Linked DNA regions of Mus musculus: all the other regions are linked to region 3. A link is a loop called in an ENCODE intact Hi-C map of the cell type or tissue named here. Cell type or tissue: left cerebral cortex. All regions are shown on one strand.

Region 1 (8,000 bases), 200 kb after region 3:
ACACACATATGGGCAGCGCTAACTGGACTTAATGAATCATCACTAGAAAAAGGAGGTTTGGAGTGATATGCTGGTAGTTGAAGAGGAAGATATGATCATGCTTCATTGTTTTCATGTATGAAATGCTGGAAACAAAAATATTACACTTTAAAAGGGTTTTCATACAATATTTAATATGTAAATGTGTTTTATGTGCATTGGCGTTTTGCCTGCATGTATGCCTGTGTGAGGGTATTGGATTCTGGAGTAACAGACAGCTGTGAGTTGCCATGCAAGTGCTGGGATTTGAACCTGGGTCCTGTGGAAGAGCAGCCAGCATCCTTAACCACTGAGCCATATCTCCAGCCCCCAGACAATACATTTTGATCATGTTTTCCCCTTCCTCAACTCCTCCCAGATCTTCCCCACTTCCCTATCCACTCAACTCTGTGTTCTTTTGCTTTTTCTCTCTCAAGGGAAAACAAACAAACAAACAAACATGAAAATTAAAAGAAGCAAAAGACCAAAAGAAAAACAAAAACAAAAAAACAAGCAAAACAAAACAAAACAAAACATCCAAAGAAAACATGGAGTCCATTTTGTGTTGGGCTCCTGGGCATGGGGCCTGCCCTGCAGTGTACTCAGCGAGACTCCACTGGAGAGAACTGCTTTCCACTTCCTAGCAGGCATCAGCTGCAGAGAGCTTCCTGGTTATGAGTGGGGCTTTGTTTCCCTAACCCTGGACCCTTGCGTGCATTATATGTATACAGCCAGGACCTCTGTGAGTTCAGATGTGCATCAGTCCTATTGTGAAGTCTGGAAGACATGATTTCTTGGAGTTATCTACCACCTTTGGTTCTAAGAAAAAAATTAAAAATTAAATACAAAACAGGTTGCTGGGAAGGGTTCACAAGGCCCCGCCCCATCCCTGAGGATCCAGATGCCGTTTGCTAGAGAGACAATTTCTTCAGTGGTATATTCACTGGTAAGGTGCCCATGACTCAACCGTGCTTCTATAAGGAGCCCCAATGGACTCATTAGCTCACACACAAAAGAGGCATGGGAGTAGAAGCAGGGGCTACTTGGGAAGAGGGGGGTCAGCAGGAATGGGATGGGGGCTCATGAGTGGTGGAATGAATTTGTAAATACATTATGCATATGTGTGAAAACAATATAACAGAACCCAATATTACACACAATTAATGCTAATAAGACATTGTACAAAATTTTACATGATGCTAAATCACAATGACTTAAAATGTCCTTACTGAACGTGAGAAGGATAAGCTGATTCCATGACAGGCTTCAAACGAGCCTAGGCCTAAATCTGTTTCCAAGAACTGGGCAATTCCAGGCACGTCTAGGCCTCAGAAGCTGCCCTACCACCTGGCCTGAGGCAAGGACAATGGGTCAGCAGCAGTTTCCAGACCTCCCCAGCAAGTTTCCAGCCCCCATACCCTGATAATGGAGTGTCTGTAGAGATGGACAAATTAGCATAGAGGTCACCTACCCTGGAATTCCAATGTGCTTTAAATGGAGCCTGCGAGCTCACTTGGTTGTCTCTCTATCTTGGTAATGGGAGGCCCCAGCATGCTGAACTTGTGCAGAATAAAACACTCTTTGTGCTTACATATTATTTGAGTCCAGGGTATCATTCTTTAGCAATCATGGACCCTTACAAGTGCTTGTGGTATGTGTTAGTGCAGGCACACATGTGTCATGTGTCACATGTGCATCTGTGCAAAGAATGCATGTGGAAGCCAGAGGACAACTTTTGGGAGTTGGTTCTCTCCTCCCACCTCGCTGAAGCAGTCTCTGCCATTTTTTTTCCTCCGTGGACCCCAGGCTAGCTGGCCTGAAGGCTTCTGACTGGTCAGGCTCTGTCTCCATATGGGTGCTGGGGACTGAAGCTGGGTCCTCTGCAAATGAAGCGAGTGCACTTAACTGCTGGCTCATCCCTACAGTGCCCACTTTTTTTTTTTTTTTTTGTTTCCTTAAGAACTTGCTGTGTTTGAGTGAGCTTTAGCCAAACACTATTTGTGAAAAACTACAGCGAAATAACTGCTGGGTTTTATCTGCAACTGTTCCCTAGGAACTGTGCCATTCCCAGCAGGGTGGTCCTGCTTAGCAAATCCTCCTGGTGTTCCAGACTCCTCTCCCTCTGCTCCTGTCTCAGAGTGAAGCTCTCACCCTCCTGTGTGGCTGAATCCACAGTGCAGTATCCTCTCTTCATGCAGCCTCCCTGCTCACCTCCAGGGTCATCCATCCCTTGTTTGAGGGTGTGGGGCAAGCTTGGCTGTAGAACCATTACAGTAACATGCCATCTTCCAGGGACTAGGCTTTTATACCACACAAGATAAAATGGCTGATTTAAGAGCTATTGTGCAAAGCCTAGTTAAGAAACAAAGGAAGAAACCACAAACTTGTAGAAATAAAGGAAAGAGAGAAAGTAGAGAGGGAGGGAGGGAGGGAAGGAGGGAGGGAGGGAGGGAAGGAGGGAGGGAGGGAGGGAGGGAGGGAGGGAGGGAGGGAGGGAGGGAGGAAAGACCTTGACAAGGACACACAGAAGTGGACAGCCACTGTGAGTCTGTGGGTTGGAAGATTCAGTGGTGTCATAGTGCCTGTGTAGCCCACTACGGTCTGCAGTACCCACCAAAACAGCCGTGATTCAGCAAGCCTGCTGTTCAATGGCAGTCCAAAGAAGAGGGACCTAGGAATGTCATCTGTACTCACAGGCTCATTTCAGGATTGTCTGCAATAGGTAAGCTATGGAATGAACCCAGAACTCCCTGGAAAGTTAGTGGATAAAGAAACCACAGCACACAGGCACAGACGGATGCTACTTAGGTGTAAAGAATGAACGAAATTCTGTCATTGGCAGCAACGTGAGGAGAACTAGAGGACGTTTGTCCAGTATGAGAAGCTTGACACAGAGCTGGGCAGCATAGGCCACCTTTAATTGCAGGATTCTGGAGGCAGAGGAAGGCAGAACTTTGTGAGATCATGACCAGCCTGGTAGGCATAGCTCCAGGACAACCAGGGCTGTGTAGAGAAAGCCTGCCTAAACTAACCAACCAAATAAAATCCAGACTCGGAAACATAAACAGCACATATTCTTATCCTCAGACTGAAAATGTAAACTCCCTTGTCTATAGCCAATGGGTGGGGTGCCTGGGGTTCAGATTCATGTGGATTTTCAGTGTTTGAATGTTCCTAACACCGAGTCAGTCTTCGAGGAGAAAGTTATGCTAATTACCCTGAAGACATCACCACGCATCTTATATATAGCTGTGTGTATTTATACACATTGAAAGAACACACTATAACCCCAAATATGTACGGTCCTGTGCCTGTCAACGATAAAAAAGACCCAAAGGCAGCCAATACACACTTCTGGCTTCTTCAGCCACTGCATACATTCAGTGTACACATATAAATAGGCCAAAACAGTCATGCATATAAAATAAAGATAAGTAAACCTTAAAACTATCTGATGGGCTGGGGAGAGAGCCTGGTGGTTGAGAGCACTTAGTGCTCTTGCAGAGGACTCGACTTCAGTGCCCAGCACCCAAATCAGTTGGCTCACAACTGTCTGCCATTTCTGTTCTGGAGGATTTGTGCCCTCTTCTTATCGATGGGCACCTGCACACAAGCAAGCACACACACACATACACATAAATAAATTGTTTCAAAGACCTACAGATGCCAACGAGCTCTTGAACGCCAGAAGAAATGTTGCATGCTCCATCTTTTGTCCTAGTGGAAGGGGACATGCAGAAACACAGAGCTGTGTGCTAGATGTGACTGCCAATGTCCTAGAGGGCCTCTAAGCCCTGCCCATTCCTCAGACTGAAATGCCCCTGGGGGCTGCCCTTCTCTGTCTCTTCTGCAGTTTCACACATTGTTTTTAAATGTCATACTGCACCTGTGTGAACAAGCTGTTCACAGGGGGTGGGAAGATTGCCCCCCTGTCTAGCCCCTACAGACAGCTTCCCATCCCCTGGGGACACAGTGACATTGCTAGCTCATATGTCTCCCCAGACTGCAATCCTGTTCTGTCTCCCACACTGGTGCGACTCAGCTGAACATTTATAGGATGTGTCAGATGACGCTCTCTCTTTTTTTTTTTCTCCTTGTAGTGTTTGGGAACAGGCAAGAAAGAGATTTGGGGTTGACAAATTGTTTGCCTCAGTAAAAATGTGTGTTTTCTTCCTTACATAAGGCATTGGGGAAGGCAGATGTACCCCTCTGAATATGTATGGCCTCACAGCTTCTTCTATTAATAATTCATGGTGCACACTCACGTCTACCCATCAGCAGGGTTACATAGCAAGAAGGGACAGAGAGCATCCTCTCCTCCCCCCTCGCCCTGGAAGTCCCTGCAGCGGGAGCAGACAGATGGGCACCGCATGCCTTGTTTGGTTCACCCTGTGAAAGATAATAACACACACTTTGCTGGAATTTTCTATAACCAGCCTTGATTACTTTGATAAACCACGGGGGACTCATCAGGACTCACACAGTACTTCCCCAGCCAGGCTTCAGAGAGAAACATTTGGCTGCTTTTGTCATTTATTGGGCCAAAAAAAAAAATGTTGCCAAACTAGTCTATTTGAAATACATTTAAAAGGGCCTTTTGCCACTCAAAGTCTGGTCTCCAGCTCAGGTAGCTTTCAAGGTTACAAACACTTTTGTTTCTGATTGAAATTTGATCCTTAACACTCTTGTCAGAAATATTTTAAAAGTGAAACTAGAAAATCACCTGGAATGTAAAATAGAGAGAAAAGCTCCGGTTGTGTGACATCATGGGGTGACATCATGAGAGTGACATCTCTAACATGGGACTGTGAGGGTGACATAGTGGGGTGACATCATGAGAGTGACATCTCTAGCATGGTACTGTGAGGGTGACATTGTGGGGTGACATCATGAGAGTGACATCTCTAGCATGGTACAGTGAGGGTGACATTGTGGGGTGACATCGTGAGAGTGACATCTCTAGCATGGTACTGTGAGGGTGACATTGTGGGGTGGCATCGTGAGAGTGACATCTCTAGCATACTGTGAGGGTGACATTGTGGGGTGGCATCGTGTCGTGAGAGTGACATCTCTAGCATGGTACTGTGAGGGTGACATTGTGGGATGACATCATGAGAGTGACATCTCTAGCATGGTACTGTGAGGGTGACATTGTGGGTTGGCATTGTGAGAGTGACATCTCTAGCAATGTACAGTGAGGGTGACATTGAGGGTTAACATCATGAGAGTGACATCTCTAGAATGGTACTGTGAGGGTGACATTGTGAAGGTCCCACCATGAGAATCACACATCTTAAGTGTCAGTGTGAGTGTGGTATCATGAAGTTGACATCACAGGGTGACATCATGAGATTAGCATCATGGAACAATATCATGAGGCTGACATCATGCTGCCTTTTCTTCTTTCATAAATTCTTTTAAAAAGAGATGTGTTATAATTCCCCCTTTCTAGTAGTTTATACAAGCACCTGGACTTAGTGATTAATGCTCCATGTTCTTTTCTGGTTAATACCAGAGTTGAATCTCCATTTTTCTTTTACTGAAAATAGTGAAAACACATCCCAGGTTTGGGACATGGCTCATTTGGTAGACCACACACATTGGCATGCAAAAAGCACACAGATTCAACCCCAGCAGCTTATAAACCAGGTGAATAGCATATGCCTATGATCCCAGCACTCTGGTGATATAAGAAGGATGATAAGAAGTTCAGGGCCGGAGAGACAGAGAGCTTCTGAGGCGGCGCCATCTTCGGCTCCAGACAACTGGCCACCTTCCTGGTGAGAGCACAGGGGTCCGCCCAGCCCGAGAGGTTTCTGCCTAAGGCTCCGGCGGGAGCCACCTTGGTTCTGGGACTCCGCGGAGGGCAGGCTGCACGGGTGAGGGTGTGGAATATAGAGGCCAGCAGTTTCTGGAACAGGCGAGGGCCACAGAGCTTCTGAGGCGGCGCCATCTTCAGCTCCAGACAACTGGCCACCTTCCTGGCCAAAGCAACACAGCTTCTGGGAAAGATCCTGTTTTGGGCCTTCATCTTCAGCCAGGAGGAGGTCCAAACACCAGATAACTGTGCACCTTCCCTGAAAGAGGAGAGCTTGCCTGCAGAGACTGCTCTGACCACTGAAACTCAGAGGAGAGAGCTAGTCTCCCACGTCTGCTGATAGAGGGTAACAAAATCACCAGAGGAACAATCTCTAAACAAAGGCAGCTATAACAACTAACTCCAGAGATTGCCAGATGGCGAAAGGTAAATGTAAGAATCCTACTAACAGAAACCAGGACCACTCACCATCATCAGAACCCAGAACGCCCACTTCGCCCAGTCCAGGGCACCCTAACACACCTGAAAAGGTAGACCTGGATTTAAAAGCATATCTCATGATGATGGTAGAGGACATCAAGAAAGACTTTAATAAATCACTTAAAGAAATACAGGAGAACACTGCTAAAGAGTTACAAGTACTCAAAGAAAAACAGGAAAACACATCCAAACAGGTGATGGAAATGAACAAAACCACACTAGACCTAAAAAGGGAAGTAGACACAATAAAGAAAATCCAAAGTGAAGCAACGCTGGAGATAGAAACCCTAGGAAAGAAATCTGGAACCATAGATGCCAGCATCAGCAACAGAATACAAGAGATGGAAGAGAGAATCTCAGGTGCAGAAGATTCCATAGAGAACATCGGCACAACAATCAAAGAAAATGGAAAATGCAAAAAGATCCTAACTCAAAACATCCAGGAAATCCAGGACACAATGAGAAGACCAAACCTACGGATAATAGGAGTGGATGAGAATGAAGATTTTTCAACTCAAAGGACCAGCAAACATCTTCAACAAAATTATTGAAGAAAACTTCCCAAATCTAAAGAAAGAGATGCCCATGAACATACAAGAAGCCTACAGAACTCCAAATAGACTGGACCAGAAAAGAAATTACACCAGATTTTTCACCAGAGACTATGAAAGCCAGAAGAGCCTGGACAGATGTTATACAGACACTAAGAGAACACAAATTCCAGCCCAGGCTACTATACCCAGCCAAACTCTCAATTACCATAGATGGGGAACCCAAAGTAGTCCACGACAAAACTAAATTCACCCATTATCTCTCCATGAATCCAGCCCATCAAAGGATAATAACAGAAAAAAACCAATACAAGGACGGGAACCACGCCCTAGAAAAAACAAGAAGATAATCCCTCAACAAAACTAAAAGAAGACAGCCACAAGAACAGAATGCCAACCTTATTAACAAAAATAACAGGAAGCAACAATTACTTTTCCTTAATATCTCTTAATATCAATGGACTCAACTCCCCAATAAAAAGATATAGACTAACAAACTGGCTACACAAATAAGACCCAACATTTTGCTGCTTACAGGAAACTCATCTCAGAGAAAAAGATAGACACTACCTCAGTATGAAAGGCTGGAAAACAATTTTCCAAGCAAATGGTATGAAGAAACAAGCTGGAGTAGCCATTCTAATATCTAACAAAATCGACTTCCAACCCAAAATAATCAAAAAAGACAATGAGGGGCACTTCATACTCATCAAAGGTAAAATCCTCCAAAAGGAACTCTCAATTCTGAATATCTATGCTCCAAATACAAGGGCAGCCACATTCATTAAAGAAACTTTAGTAAAGCTCAAAGCACACATTGCACCTCACACAATAATAGTGGGAGACTTCAACACACCACTTTCACCAATGGACAGATCATGGAAACAGAAACCAAACAAGGACACAGTGAAACTAACAGAAGTGATGAAACAAATGGACTTAACAGATATCTACAGAACATTTTATCCTAAAACAAAAGGATATACCTTCTTCTCAGCATCTCATGGTACCTTCTCTAAAATTGACCACATAATTGGTCACAAAACAAGCCTCAACATATACAAAAATATTGAAATTGTCCCATGTATCCTATCAGATCACCTTGGACTAAGGCTGATCTTCAATAACAAAAT
Region 2 (8,000 bases), 230 kb after region 3:
AACCTCTTCCACTGATCAAGGACAATGCAGTTTCCCCTAGCACAAGCTTGTGAAGGAGCCAGTCATCATTAACCCTCAGTCCTTACTCGGAAGCCAGCCAATCAAATCAGAGTCACCCTAAAAACCTGACTCTGAGAACCAATCAACCAGTCTGAGCCATAGCATCTCACCAGAAGGCATTCACTGGACCCCAGTCTCAGGCACCGGCCAGCTCATGCTTTTGTCCAGGGACTACTGGCTCTTTGGATTCTGGATGCTCCCTGAACTCTTACTGCTGGGTGGTGTTTTGCTCTTCCAGAATTTGCAAACAAGGATGTCCATGTGCCAGGCCATCGTGTTGAGCTGTTTGCTTCAAGTAACTAAAGCTTCACGTAGCAGTCTGCAGTTAGGTCTCGAATTAGGTCTCCCTCTCCCTCTCCCTCTCCCTCTCCCTCTCCCTCTCCCTCTCCCTCTCCCTCTCCCTCTCCCTCTCCCTCTCCCTCTCCCTCTCCCTTTCCCTCTCCCTCTCCCTTTCCCTCTCTCTTCAGAGAGCCAGTAGTCCCTGGACAAAAGCATAAGCTGGCTGGTGCCTGAGACTGGGGTCCAGTGAATGCCTTCTGGTGAGATGCTATGGCTCAGACTGGTTGATTGGCTCTCAGAGTCAGGATTTTAGGGTGATTCTTCTATCTTTTTTTATAGCTCTGGTTGTCTTGGAACTCACTATGCTGACCTCAAGTTCACAGAGATCTTCCTGCCTCTGCTTCCAGGGTACTGGAATTAAAGGTGTACACCACCATGACTAGCTTAGTTTTTTCTTTAAATAAATGGACTCAAAAGTAAGAAGTAAATGGACCTATAAACCTACCAACTTAGAAAGTATCCAACATGAAGCTAGACCTTTCCAAATAGTCTTAAAAAGTAAAGACCAGAGATCTATGCAAGATGTGGTTCTCTGGATACCCCTAAATAAACCTCTGTCCTCAGAAGTATGGGAGGCTACATATACCAATGGATTATCTATTATTTGCCTTTCATCTTTTTATATATGTCATGTATCAATTATATGTTATCTATCATCTATCACTGTCATCAATCTATATCTATCATAATCTATTAGCAGAAAGCTCCTTAAAAGAATCAGTATCTCTTATTAGCTTGAAGTCACTATTTAAGATCTGCTCAATGAAGTTATTCCAGAGGGAATGTAGTCACCTACCAAGCCCCCATCCTAACTTGAAAAGACATTTGCCTCTACTGTGGCTGCCAGTTTGCACTGAGTTAAAGCTGCCTCTAGCCATCACACTATAAAGATCAATTCATTTGATATACAGTTTGAAATTTGTCTGGGGTGGGCTGGAGAGATGCCTCGGAGGTTAAGATTACAGCTGTTCAGCTGGGGTGGTGGCACACACCTTTAATCTCAGCCTATGGAAGCAGAGGCAAGTGGGTCTCTGAGTTTGAGGCCAACCTGGTTCACAAAGTGAGTTCCAGGACAGCCAGGGCTACATAGTGAGACCACGTCTCAAAAAATAAAAGAGTACACACAGCTTAACCAACAGACCCAGATTTGATGCCAGTACTCATGTGGCAGACCACAACTGTAACTCCAGTTCCAGGTGATCCAACACCCTCTTCTGGCCTTTGTATGTATGTATATCAGGCACACACATGGTATACATAATACATACATACATACATACATACATACATACATATATACATATACACACACATACATATATATACACATGCATACATACATATATATACACATGCATACATACATATATATACACATGCATACATACATATATATATACATATACACACATACATATATATACACATACATACATACATACATGAAAAATACCTAAACACATAAAACACATAAAATAAAATAATTTTTAAAATGCAATAAAAATTATCTGAGAATATCGAGGTGGTTCAGTGGTAAAAACATTTGCCTCTAACATTGATGACCTGGAACCCATTGGTTGGAAACAGAGAACCAATTCCTGCCAGTTGTCCTCTGATTTACACACATGCACACACACACCCTACCCCACACACAGGCACACACACTGAAAAACAACAGATCAGGCAAGCTGTGAATCTCTCCAGTTGTCAATAGCTGGGAAATAGAGAAGAAGGAGAGAGAAAGTCATGCCGGTAATTGTTGTGAGCAAGCAGCTTGGGACAAACGGAGAAGGGGCTTCAGAGAGAAAGTGAAAGTGCCCAGAGTACCAATGAAAGCATTCAGTGAAAGCATTCATAGCCTTCAGCCAGTGTCTGAAAAAGAAAGAAAGAAAGAGAGAGAGAGAGAGAGAGAGAGAGAGAGAGAGAGAGAAAGAAAGAAAGAAAGAAAGAAAGAAAGAAAGAAAGAAAGAAAGAAAGAAAGAAAGAAAGCAAGCAGGGAAGGTCACATGGGGTTAACTCACAAGAGGCTGCACCAGAGAAGAAGATTCAGAAAAGGAAAGTACATTGTCTCATCAGGGGGCAACTTATCCCTCTGCTCTCCATTTTGGCTGTATGGAGTGCTAGGTCTCACCCCAGGCTAGAGATAGACCTTAGAACCAACTTCATCTTTCTTATATGGTCATTGAAATTCAGGGGAAAGCAAAGCTGGGGTTCCCATTTCTCATACCAGGAAAAGCAGAAGTGGACTCCAAGCTTTAGTAGCCTAAAGCTACTTAGAACCCAGTTCCCTGCTTCTTGGTGGACGCAGCAGAGTTTCCAAAATTCAGCTCTATGAATTCTGATCCTCGAAATTCTTTGGGGCCACCCTGCACTATTAGAAATCATCAGGCAGTCCAAACGTCATGCTTGGTGGAGGGCCACTGTTGGAGATGGGGAAACAGATAGCCTCCAACAAAGTTTGTTTGTATTCTAAAAACAAAAGGGATGCTTTTTCCTTCTCCTGCCTACACCTAAGCTTTAGTGAGTGGAAACTCAGCACACTCACATTGCCTTCACAAATAACCCCCACTCTCAGGCTTGTTTTTACATCAAGCCAGCACAACATATTCTACACATTCATTTAGACTAGTCTGCTGCCCCAGAGCCTAGCAACAGGAATCAGAGACTGTGTCCTTGTCTGATGTGACTTCAGTAGACAAGTGAGACTCTCAGTGATGAGTAGGGAGCTGGCTCCTTTTCATGGAGAACCCTGACTCACAGCTCGGATCTTCAAGGAGTTAAGGAGATGGCAGGCAGAGAAAGCATGGGTGGGACAGGGTGGAAGAAAGCAGGACTTCCATTTAGAGATTGTCTGCTTCAAATGCCAGCTGTTGGGAGCTGGGAAGCTGTCTGATGTGAAACTTCAATTTTCTCCTGCATATTACTCAAAGAGAAGGCAGTCAGGCCAAGTGGTCCTTAGTGGCGCCCATGGCCCAACGGGGCTGCAGTAAATAGACTCAGAAAGCATTGTTACAACCCACAAGGGAAGAGGACAGCACATGCAGTCACCATGACACAGTTGTCTTTAATCTTATGGTGTGTGTGTGGGGGGGGGGGTGGCATTACTAGGACACTGAAGAATGAAGAAGGACAGCAACCCAGAAATTATAGTTTGCAAGACAGCCTAGAAAACAACACAAATGGTATGCCTGCTATGTGGCACTCATCCTGTCAATCATTCTAATCTTCCCTCCTCCGAACACCCATGCAGAAAACTGCATGTTTGTTTGTTTTTCCTGAGTTACTGAGCCAGTGTCTCCAAGACACCAGCTTTCCCAGGTACTGCCCATCCACAGGACTTTAGTACCAAAGTGGACCAGGTAGAATGTGGATGGCAAACCCCTCATTTTTCAAGAAAGAAAACAATCCCCCAGACATTCAGTATGGGAGGGCCTCTGTAATTCAGTGCTTAGAGCAAAGGGAGTCTCTGGCTCTTGAGCCCCCCCTTCCTCCCTCATCTACCTCTCCCCAAACTGGAGAGTTTTACCTTCCACAGACATAAGGTGAAGTGCGCTGCAAGAAAAGCCTGTGAGATACAAGTGACGTATTTTCTAACGATCCTTATAGCACCCACCTCCACAGCTTCGGGTACGGGGGAGACGCTGTTGGTCTTCCTGGAGCCCATGCGGAATTTCGCCGCCCTGTAAATTTTCCAGTACACAAAGAGCACCACGCACAGCGGCAGGTAGAAGGCACCCACGGTGGAGAACACGGTGTAGGAAGGCTCGCGACTGACTTGGCATTCCTCACTGGGCTCAGAATAAGTCTCTCCCCAGCCAAATAGCAGTGGAGCCAGAGAGATGACAGTGGAGAGTGCCCAGGTGAGCAGGATCATCACATTGGAGACACGCTTGCGGGTACGGAGTGTGTACTCCAGGTGGCGCGTGATTGACCAGTAGCGGTCCAGAGCTATTGCTGTCACATTCCAGATGCTGGCAGTACAGCAGAGCACGTCACATGCGATCCACAGCTGGCATAGACGCCGGCCCAGCTGCCAGCGGCGCCCAGACAGCTCATGTACCAGGCTCAGTGGCATAACCAGCACAGCCACTAGCACATCCGAGATGGCCATGGAAGCTACCAGGTTGTGTGGTACTCGGTGGAAGGTGCGTACCTTGAGGATGGTAGCCAGCACCAGCAGGTTCCAAGTGAATGTGGCCGCAGCTAGAAAGCCCAACAAAGTCAGGACTAGCACTCGGAAAGCTGAGAGAAAAGGCCGACTAGGGCGCAGGACTTCCGTGTCCAAGCTGCGGTTAGGTTCCAAAGAGGAGGGAGTAGAGAGAGAAAAGGAGGTCAAGTTTACAGGCAGATCCATTGCTGTCCCAGGACACCTGTGTTTAGACTGTGTTGCCACCGAGCCCACTGAAGTCAATCTAGATGTTTGCGACCGATGGCCAATGGAGAGGATTTTGCTAAGAGCCAAGAACCTGGCCTCAGTCTCCACCCAGTCAGAGTCCGGAGGAAATTGTAGCAGAGAGGAGGGTGCTGGGCTACAAGCAGCGCAGCCCAGGTATCCTTAGAGATATGGAAAGCGGACTCAAGGGGCTGAATCTAGAAGCCAGGGCCCGCCTTTGCTATCACATGCCTGCTGTTCCTCACCTAGGCGGAGACTGTTGTCTGGTCGCCTGCAGCAGAGCATCCTTGAGGTCGGCCCCCGCCCAGTGCAGGGTGGATGCCCAGAACTCAGCTAGTGCGTCAGAACAGTCGCTGGTCCAGGGTTGCTCCTTGCCCACCTCCCCCCTCTCCCGGCAGTGGCTCCGAGGGGTGGGGGTTGGGGACTGGAAGCCACGTAGATACCTGCTTTCTGGAGATGGCCTTCTGCCCTGTCCTGATCTCTCTCCACCGTGCCTGAGGCTGCTGCTCCGAGAGGGCACGCTGGCGCGCCCACCCAGACCTGCTTTAGCAAAGTGGGGCTCCCGCACTACGTAAGGCATCAGCTGATGAAGCCGCCTCTCTCCACCCGGCTCTCTGCATGGGAGTATTCAGCACTGGCTTTGTGTGCAGCTCAGTGCTTGGCGCTGTCCACGGTGCCGCTGCCTATACCAGCACGCAGCTTGGTGTCTATCCACAGTCCCATCGCTCTTTACCACTGGGTCAGTGGCCGGGAATTAATTAGTAAACTTTCCTAAACCCTTCTTCCAGCACTCATGCTCCCTCTGAAGGTGATTTTGAGACTTCGAGCCATTTGCTTGAAGTACAGGTGTCCTGGGTTAGGCTAACTAACCAACCAACTAACCAACTAACTTCCTAACAGCCTACTGTTGTTCCCTTCCAGGTTTCCGTATGTGGTTGCCTCCTAACTCGGAGAGCTCGGTGGCCTCACTTAAAGAGTTGTTTGTTTTAAAGGAGAAAGATTGATGACTGTTGGAGATAGGGTGCTTGTTTCCTGAGCTTAGAAAGAGGCTTACAGGAGCCTCTCTAGTGACTCTACAGAAGTTTCTATGGAAAAGAAGCTGGAGGGAATGGCTCAGCCATTAAGATCATTGGCTTCCCTTGCTGAGAACCTGCTTTGGTTCGCAGGACTGACTCACACAGTGGCCCACAACTGGCTGTAACTCCATGTCCAGGGGATATGACACCTTATTCTGGCTTCCACAGGCACCATGTACACATACAAGCATGTAAACATACACATACAACAAAAACAAACCCTAAAGAAAAAAAAGAGAAAATCTCTACGGCACTTGAAATGCTTGAAACATGCTTGAAAAGTATTGAGACAGTCATGATGGTTCAGCCCTTAATCCTAGCACTTGAGCTTGGGGCCGGTGGAGCTCTGCAAGGTCAGGGCCAGCCAGGGCTACATAGTGAGACTCCGACTCAAAAAATAAATGAAATAAAATTTAAAAAAATTACCCATGCATGCTTGTAAAACTATCAAAAGGTCTGACCTAGGAGTTTTCTTTGTTTCAGTGTAAGAGTTGAGGCCCAGAGCTTTGCACATACTAGGCAAAGAACACTGTCATTGAGCTACAGCCCCAGCCCTCAAGGAGAGAAGCAACTGCAGAAAGCTGTCTCTCTGCATGTGCACTATGGCTTATGACACCCACATACACACAGTACACACAGGAGCTTGTGTGTGTGCATAATAATAATAGTAATACATAAATAAGAGGATATGGTAGTACACATCTGTCATCTCAGCACTGTGGGCTAGAGATGGGCAGGTCTCTGAAGTGTACTGGTTGTCCTGGCCTAGCTGGAGAGTTCCAGGCCAATGACATAAAATAATGTGGACAGTGCCTACAAAATGATCACAGAAGTTGCCTTCTCTCTCTCTCTCTCTCTCTCTCTCTCTCTCTCTCTCTCTCTCTCTCACACACACACACACACACACACACACACACACACACACACACACACACAATTAGCCATTGACCCTTGGTAGCCCCATCACCTTTCACTGGATTTTCTTGGATCAAATTTTTCTGCAACAATACTAAGGTAATATTTGCTTTTTAAAAATGTTAATAGCCATGTTGGTGGTATAAATGTGGGACATGCTTCTGTTAAGGAGTGCTATGTACATACTTACATATGTGTTGGCTAGAACTGGAAGTATTTTAAAATAAATAACAATGTTTTCCTTAAAAGAATTATGGACAGATAAGCTACCATTTTTCACACTTGCATATACAGCAGATATTTTCTTTCAAAGGAGTGAGGTAAGCCTTTAAGGAAAATAATTGCCAATATTTTAGAACATTCAAACACACCTTTAGAAATCTGGCAGCTTACAAGTACTTAGAGACCTGTGAATCAAGGTTGATGCTAAAGTTAATGAATGCAATTCTTTTTATGTGGGGCTGGAGAGGACTCAGGCTCAATTTCCAGCACCCAATGGCAGCTTACAACTGCCTGCAGCTCCAGTTCTAGTAACTCCAGTTCCAGAGGCTCTGATACCCTCACACAAATATACATGCAGGCAAAATACCAACGCACGTGAAATAATTTTTTATAGATTATACACATGTGGTCATTATATGCATATGTGGTCACATATGCATCAGATCCCCTGGATCTGAGGTAACAGGTGGCTGTGAGATGCCTGATGTAGATGCTGGGAACCAAACTCAGGTCCTTTGGAAGAGCAATACATGCTCTTAACCATTTAACCATCACCCCAGTCCCATGATGCTGCATTATAAATGTGTCACCATCTGGAAATTCTGAATAATTCAATAACCCAAATGACTATGGGTTGGTATGACAAATTCCTGAATGGGATTTGGTCCAGATCAAAAGGCAAAGTACCCATTAGGGTTCTTGTTTGTGTGTGTGTTGTTGTTGGGTTGGTATGACAAATTCCTGAATGGGATTTGGTCCAGTTCAAAAGGCACAGTACCCATTAGGGTTCTTTAGTGTGTGTGTGTTGTTGTTGTGTGTCGTGTGTGTGTGTGTGTGTGTGTGTGTGTGTGTGTGTGTGTGTGCAAGTGCTGCGGTACAGATGTCAAGGTCAGAGAACAACTTTTGGGAATTGTTTCTCTTCTTTCACCTGTAGGTTCTAGGGCCAGACTCAGACAGACCATCAGTCTGCAGCTGGGACCTTTTCCTGCTGAATC
Region 3 (8,000 bases):
TCAATATGCATTGAAAAAAAGCATTTCAAGATTTTCATAAAAAACATTTACATTTTAACAGGTGTTATAAAACCAAAGTAATATTCTAAATTCGAACTTACTGGTAGACACCATTATACACAAGAAACTGAGTGATCAGCGTAGCTAGGAAGGCGATGGTAATCCCAAGCCCAAGGCCGCTTCGGGAACGATCAAATGTCCACCACAAACCCAAAGAGAGGGCTGCTAAAGTCAAGGACAGCTGGACATTATTGGCAAAATCTAATTTCTAGTGATCCAAAAGTTAAGGAAGCATTTTATAATTTATCATAAGAAAAAAAACCCCTAAACCCCAGAATTACGTACAGGGTGTATCACTATATAGTAACTGTCTGCTTCTAATGATGGTACATGACCAATCCCAAGACCCCCAGTGAGGACCAGTCAGAGCGCTGGCTTCTAATAGTAAACTTTCTGACAGCTGGGAGATTGCTAAGAATGCTCTCCTCCCTCCTTTACTTTTCAGTGAGTGGAGACAGGCGGGCACTGTCTCCATGTTGTCTCTGTGTCCCCTAGGTAGTAGGTAAGTTGATTCAGTGCTTGTCAGTGAGCACTCTCAGAGCTGGCTGGCAGGAAAGGAAGGCCCCAAGTGCAGACACAACTTCACAAGATCTTTTACTCTAAGTTGCTCTAGAAACTTAGCATTTGAAGAGTTTACCATCAAATTGGTCATTTTCATAGAAAATGCATAAAACCACAGCAGCCTACACGAAGGGCAAAATGTCAGCTATGGAAAGTAGAAGCCCGCAGGGACCTCCTGACCAGCCTTGGGCTCCTGTGACAGAGAACAGGGACAGGGCTCTCACTACCACAGAGCACATCAGTGGGGTAGAAGGCAAGAGAGAGGACAAAAGTCCACTGAGCCACAGTAAACCTCTGCTTCTACTCTTAGTACAGAGGTCCTAGGAACGGAACCCCAAAATTCCTGCCACGTGAAAGCCAAGTCATACTCTGAAGCTCAGGAACGAGGGGACGAGCAGTGTCAATATACCCTGCCACAACCCAGATGACCCTCTGCACAGACACCAACTGAGGATACGGCACTGGCGTGGTTGATGCCAACGAACACGGCAATACAGCGCATAACGCTGGCCCATTCTCTCTTGAACTTGTGTGGTTCTCCCAGGTGACTGTCAATACAGGGATACAGTAAACCGACAACAGCTGTTTAAAGAAAAACAAAACAGGATTAGGATACACTGGTGAAAATCAGTCCTTGTGTGGTCATTATTAGTAGGATCCAAACCACTTATTTTCCTCGGCAGTTTGTCACCTGTAGCACAAAGTATTACCTTACATACACCTGTAAGAAAAGGCTGTGGGAAGGCCACCCCACACTGCTCTCTTTTTCTCAGCCTTGACCTGGCCCCAGTGAAGACAAGTCTCACACTGTGAGGAGGGTAGGGTCTCAAGAAGGGAGAGAGGCTGGACAGGTCTCCTCGAGTTTGTTTTCGCATGTGTGAAATGAGGATTATGTAAGTAAAGTGGAGGGCAAAGAAGGTTCTGTGGTTCTCAGAGTTAGGAACTGTCACAAACACAGATTGGACTCCAAAACATTTGGACAGCAGAAGTTGGGCACTCCAGAAGACACAAAGAGAGTAAAACCCAGGAAGGGAGGGACTGTCTGCAGTACAAGTGGGAGCAGTCTCATGGACACAGGGCACAAGACCTCAGTCAGGCTGCCGTCCCACCTTGTCCAGTGTGAACACAGGCACTCAGCCTCAGTGGTGAAAGCAGTACCAGTCCAGCCTCATATTCAGATGAGAAACTGGTTTACTGGGTTCCCTTAAACTTTCATCACAAACATGATGCTTCATGTTGAAGATAAACTTTCAAATTCAAAGAGCCTTAGGTTTCATATGTAAGGAAAAGAGAATTCAAATCTCCATCTTATTCCCCAAGGAACTTTTAAATGCTGGGGATAGTAGTTTGGTGGCAGATGATTTGCCTAGCATGAATGAGGCCACCCCCAGTCCAAAACAACCAAGAAGCACACAACTGTCATGTGGCTGACCCTCATAATGCTGCAGGTGAGCCTGAGAGCAAGCAGCCTTGGAAATCAACAGTTAAGTGTCCTGCATCCTACATTTAACCCATGACTCAGCTACAGCACAGCACCCAAGCCCAGCATATAAAGCATAGGCAGGCAGTCAATAAAAGCTGGCTTCAAAGCAGACAGGCACTGCTCCTGCTGTCCTGTGGCTGCAGATTGGAGGAAAGATGCACCTGAGCAAATACTGCCCACCTACACAGGACAGGACAAGGACAAGCAGGGCTGAGGGGGGAGAAACACTTGACAAATGGTTATCAACGCTGTACACTGTAAACTATGCAGGATCTGTTGGACTGTAATTACTCAACACTTTTGGCAAAAAGCAGCAAAATGATCAAGGAAAGAAAAAAGACTGTGGCACTGTTACAAGTTTCGTTGGGCCTAAGAGGTGACACCATAGGTGTGCTTAGGCCCAAAGGCTCCTTTTTTCCTCCTGTCCCAAGTCTACTGGGCACGGAGTTCCAGAAGGTTTGGCTGATAGCCACAATCTGCAGAAGGCAGAGAAGTCTGTCCCCTGGCAACTGCCTCTTGAGCGCACGTGATGGTTTGTTTTCAGTTATCCAGCGAGGTAGCACGTTTGCTCAGGCAGCCAATAGCTGCGTGGTGCTGCCCTCACCAGTTCTCCAGGCGGCCAATCCTGGCTTCTGGCTCAACGAGACAGCTGCGACTCCTCCACTTAAACTGCCAATTATCTCCTGACCTCATCTCCATCACTAGTCCCTCCAACTTCCGCCTGTCGCTCGCCAACGTCTGGGGTTTCCTACCCTCTCCGTTCTCCTTTTCTTGTAACAAGGGTGACTTTAACAGCTGACGTGTCCCTTCATCCCCCTCCCCCACCCCAAGAACAAGGAAAGGCACTCACCCGCTGCCGTGCCACAGCACGGGGGCACCCACCAGGCGGAGGAGAAGATGGTGGCTATCACCTCGTCGGGGAAGAGCGTGACATTCCGCTGGATCTGCAGCAGGTTGAGCACCAGGGCCAGGACCACGCCAAATGAGAAGAGCACTAGGCTCCGCTGCACCAAGTCGTGGTGCCAGCTGCCCGGCCGCGCGCTGCATCCTGTGGTTCCCGCTCGCTGGCCCCGGGGCGCGTGCTCGGGTTCGGGGACTCCGGGGCCCTGCGGACAAGCGGCCGCCGCAATCATGCCTCGCGGGAGGCTGTACGGCCTCGCAGCGCCCGCGCTTGGATAGTTCCAGACGTGGTCGTGCAGCCTGGGCATCGGCGTCCAGGCACAGCATGGAAGGTACACGCCACGACACTACACGTACCGCGCCCGGACGGCCCAGGAGCGGCCGCGGCCCCGCGCGGTTTCCGCTTATAAGGCAGGCTGCCACCGGAGCCACGTGACCTCACCCAGCCTATCCGCCGCCCGCGCGCCCTGCTGGGGGGCGTGTCTTCAAGCGGCCCCGCCCTGTCCGCGCGCCTGTCCGCTCGGGGTCTGGTGAGGCCGCCGGAGCCAATGGGAGGAGGGCGGCCCATATGACGTATGCACACGCCACCGGGGGGGTGGGGCTGGTGCCCGGCACGCGCTCGAGCGCGCGCTATTCGGGCAGGCGCCGGGGCGGGCACCGGAGCGGGCGGCCAGCGAGTCAGATGGTCCGATGCTGCCCTATTGCGCTGCCGGACCTCGGTTTCTGAGATAATGAGGTCCACGCAGGTCCGAAGGAAAGGACCCGGAGCGCAAACCCTCCTGAGTGCTTAAAAGACCTGGGATCGCTTGGGCTGGCTGCTAATGGCAAGTGCTCTGCAGGTTCACAGCTCAGACCAGGGCTCCCCTAGCCAAGACGCCACCGGCTAAAACCACAGGGTGGTGAGCAGGCCTGAAAAGGCACTGTGTGTGTGTGAGACCTTAGGTAAGGAATGTGGCTTTGTGCCAAAAGTGTAAAACAAAGTCACCCTCCTAAGCAGGCTGTTTCTCAGAGATCATGGGGGCTGTCATTTTCCCAGCGTGACACGGGTGTGGAGACCTGGCTGTCTTTCCCTCACAGCCTGTCCACTCCTCTCTTAGGCGGCTCTATGCGTTGTTTGGAAGAGCTTGAAGCAGTTTTGACTTCAAGGAATGTTGCAACTTGGGTCTTCGCCATTTTCCACACTCTGGCCAGTCCATGCATGTGAGGTTTCATGGGCATACACACACGGGGGTTGGGGACATCAGTACTGTATGGTGTATTACAGCAACATGGGAGCCTTTTTGACAGCAAGAAAGCAGGAGGGCCTGCCCAGCTTCAGCTGATAGGAAATTGTTAAAGGCAGTGAGTCTCTGCTGTGGGATGTAGCAGGTGCTGCCTCTACCACCCATCATCAGCTGCAAGTACTCTAAACAGATGTTGAGAAAGCGACACCTGTGTAAATACACACAATTTTGCCCCCAAGGAACAGACACATCGCTCATAGGAAACTTGGCCCTAAGGAACAGACATGCCAGTCACTTGCAGGAAGCTGGCTTGATGGGACAGTCCCAGACCCTGCACCCACGCCCCAGCACCAAGCATCTGTCTTGTGAGCACTGAGATGTAATTCAGTCCCTTTTTCTCAAGCCATTTTGCTTGTCTTTACAGACTCTCCCCCGGATTTTTTTCCTCTTGTTATAATTCTTACCAAGTAGGCTAAGAGGTTCTAATAATACTTTGTGTGCTTTTGTGATGCTTGCCTGGGGGCAGGGGTTGATATCTTCAGACAATTGCTCTGTTACCAACTTGGTTGTTTCTTCTGCTTACCCAAGCCAGTATTAATGCAGTCTAACCTCTGCTGCTGCTTGACCAGCTCATCTGCACCGGGACAAAGCAAGCTGTGGGCTTAAACCCTGGTGGCTGTTGTGGTATGCAGACCAAGGTGCCCTGTGGACCATGAAGGATACACCCTGTGGCCTGGTTCTCTGGGGGTCCCACGGGGGCTGCTATGGGCTCATGAGCAGTTTACCTCACTTTCAGTGAATGTAGGGTGACGGTAGAGAAGAGTTCAAACTGAGGCTCTTGGAGAGGCTGCCTGCCTATCAAAAATGATACCCAAGGCCTGCTAGGTTTTTGTTTTTGTTTGTTTGTTTTGTTTGTTTTTAATGCATACTGGAAATGGAAGATCAGGGGTCCCTTCTCTGGCCCTGAGGATGAGTGGGGTTGCTAGGGAGATGCTTTTGAGGTGGAGCTCCTTGGCCCTTCACTGTACCACTTCATGTTAATCATTACAGCTTTGCTGATTGCAGGTGCTTCCATCTACTGAGAACTTACCTGGGAGCCACCCATTGCTTTTTATCTATATCTCTGCCATTCTTCCTGGGATAATACCAATGATCATTTGTGACTTAATTCTTAAAACGGACTAGATAAGGAAGTAGATTGGCTATTTTAATGTAGTCTCACCCCTTGCTCACTGTAGACTGTTCAGAAAATAGAATCATATCTGGGGTGAGGTAATGACTTGGTCAGTAACGTGTTTGCTGATTAAGAATAAGAAACGGAGTTTGATCCCTCAGAACCCACAAGGAGCCACATATGTAGCAGTACATGTCTGTCCCAGTACTAGGGAGGCAGACAGGACCCTTGGAGCATGGTAGCTGGATCATACACCTAAAACTGAGCTCTGAGTTCGGAGAGAGACCTTGTTTCAAAAAGAGGTGGAGAGCAATTGAGGAAGACTGCTGAGATCTACCCCTGACCTCCACTTGCATGTGCACAAATGCACCTGGACACACACATGCCAGCCTTCTCCCCTCCACTGAGCACAAGCTGCGGTTAACATATCAGCGAGAGTATGCATTTCTAAGTGTGTTTCTATGCAGAAGCCTATGTGGCTTTGTTAAGTGTTTATTTTATGAAGGCTTATAATTTTTAATGTGTGTGTGTAAATATATGTGTGTGTGTCACATGCATGTAGGTGGCCAGAAGATGACAGATCTCCTCAGACTGGAACTACAGATAGTTATAAGTCACCATGTGGTGCTGGGACCACACCTGGGTACTCTGCTAACCATCTCTAGTCACCCTGCTTCTGGTTTCTAAGCGCTTATTTATTGTGTGTGGTTGGAGGGTTGCTTCTCTCCTTCCACGTGGGTCCCAGGTATTGAATGCCAGCTTCCACCCACTGAGCCATCTTTCTAGTCCCTGTACTACGTTCTGGAGTCACACTTGATAATGGCAGAACCTGTTAATCAGGTAACCATGAACTTCTTCAGAGTTGAAACCCATTTACATGCTGTACAGCTCTCCCACTGAAGGCCTCCAGTCCGTGGTTGCTCACAGGTTCAGAAGGTGTAGAACCTTCTTCAGGGCTACTGCTGCCCCTTCCCTCTTTCCAGCCTCAGGCTGCCATGAAGCTGCCGTCTGCCTCTGTGAGCTGCTTGTTCTGAGCATTCCTGCAAACAGAATCATTCACTGTGTGCTCTTTGATGGTTCTTTTAGCAATAATACTTTCAAGATTTATCCAAGCACAGGAGTGCTTTGTTTCTTTTGTTCCATTGTGTAGTAGTCTGTATTTTGTCTGTTCCTTCACTGGCTGATGAACATTTGAGTTGTGTCTGCTCTTTAGCTCTGTGTGTGCACAGTAAAGATGTGTGCATAGCTCTGTGTGTGCATTTTCACTTCCCTCGGATGGAACGACATGAGTGGAATTACAAGATCTCACAGGAAACTCCATGCCATCCTGCAGCCCCATTGGCACATTAGGAGGATCCCCGGGAGGTACTGGGCAGCTGGGAGGGAAGGTCACAGGGTTGTCACAGTACAGACCCCTCTTGGTTGTGAAGAAGTGAGAGGGAAGAGAGAGAAAGTCCAGTAGCTGTGGGGCCTAAACAGGTTGATTCTGGTCACTACCTGAAATAGAAGTGCCCAGTGGACTTAGTGGGGATAGACAGGGGTCAAAGGGCAAGGCTTCTTGGGAAGTCAGTGGTTTGGGGGGCGGGCTCCTTAGTTGATGGAGTGTTATGTAGCTATGCCCTGAAAATGGGAAACTCTGCCTTGTGTGTGGGGCAGAAGTCTCAGAAAGCTCAAGAGGCTTAGGAATTCATGGAGCCTCCGTGGAGATCATCATCTAAGCTATAAGCAGTTGCTGGGGAGAGGAGACAGAGATGTCTTCAAAGCATGCAAGGAGCTCCAGGGATGCAGATTCTGTGAGTCCTTAATCATGCTGGAATAGGTCATAAAAAACCAAAACAAAATGCTACTTTGCGTGTGTGTGTGTGTGTGTGCGCGCACGCACACTCACTTCCACAGCATGTGTGTGGAGGACAGAGGACAACTTTTGGGAGGGTTCGCTCTACAATGTGGATCCCAGGGATTGATCTCACATTATCAGACTTGGTGGTGGGCAGACACCCTTACTCATTGAGCCATCTTTGCAGCCTGCAGTGGGCCCTTTGGTGAGAGCTTTGTGTCACCCACACTCATATAATTATTCTGAATAGATCCACTGTTTATCTAATCTAAACTCAGTAAAATGGTTTCTTTGGTCTGTAGTCACTGCCCTCCCTGGGATGAGTGGACATTTATTCACACTTCTCCAGGAAAAAAATCACAGCATAGGGAGCAAGGGCTGATGGCAAGGAATGGCAGAGTGGGAGTTTGCAGTTGGGAAGGTTGGGGTAGGGGAATTGATCTCTTGGGATCAGGGGCTTGAGGAGATCTGTGATGGCAACACCACTTGCAAGCTGTGGTGACTCTCTGTGTCACTCTCTAGGTCAGCAGACAGGCTCCTAGATTTTCGCTTGTAGAGGAAAAGTAGGACAATGGGACCAGGGAGGTCAGATTGGGGCCTGGTGTTTGATGGGCTCATATCCTGCCTCAAGCCTTGTGAGGCAGAGGGAGAAGCAGGGAGCAGTCGGGAAGAGGCCCTAGCCTGGGAAGAACACATGTGGAATTAGATTCCTGCTTTTACTTGCATTGATTCTAGAAGCAGGCTGCACTTGAGCCCATGGAA

The links. Hi-C counts contacts between places; a loop is a spot of excess contacts. Peaks named below come from ENCODE experiments on the same cell type or tissue, not always from the same donor. Only the 100,000 strongest peaks of a DNase experiment are listed, where the experiment ranks them.
Region 1: a loop joins it to region 3, with 3 times the contacts of the local background. A loop is called at or near these places in 2 of 42 quality-filtered maps.
Region 2: a loop joins it to region 3, with 4 times the contacts of the local background. A loop is called at or near these places in 6 of 42 quality-filtered maps.

Annotation. Positions count from the first base shown.
Region 1 is chr5:27,869,713-27,877,712 of GRCm38, reverse strand. No RefSeq gene overlaps it. Among named protein-coding and RNA genes, the nearest start is that of Htr5a, 32 kb to the right of the region's middle. In left cerebral cortex, no CTCF peak of the experiment used is centred here; DNase peaks (open chromatin) are centred at 3,295 and 4,116; H3K27ac peaks cover 2,098 bases.
Region 2 is chr5:27,839,202-27,847,201 of GRCm38, reverse strand. Htr5a (5-hydroxytryptamine (serotonin) receptor 5A) reads right to left here and starts at 5,255. Exons shown (of 2, transcript NM_008314.2): 1 at 4,013-5,255. The coding sequence starts at 4,753. In left cerebral cortex, a CTCF peak has its summit at 4,314; DNase peaks (open chromatin) are centred at 4,127, 4,378, 5,120, 5,356 and 3 more places; H3K4me3 peaks cover 3,790 bases; H3K27ac peaks cover 2,019 bases.
Region 3 is chr5:28,066,750-28,074,749 of GRCm38, reverse strand. Insig1 (insulin induced gene 1) reads right to left here and starts at 3,338. Exons shown (of 5, transcript NM_153526.5): 1 at 2,955-3,338; 2 at 1,079-1,203; 3 at 102-268. The coding sequence starts at 3,312. The region is part of intron 1 of Gm35223 (a long non-coding RNA gene); the gene reads left to right. In left cerebral cortex, a CTCF peak has its summit at 3,293; DNase peaks (open chromatin) are centred at 2,732, 3,509, 4,197 and 4,449; H3K4me3 peaks cover 3,259 bases; H3K27ac peaks cover 2,312 bases.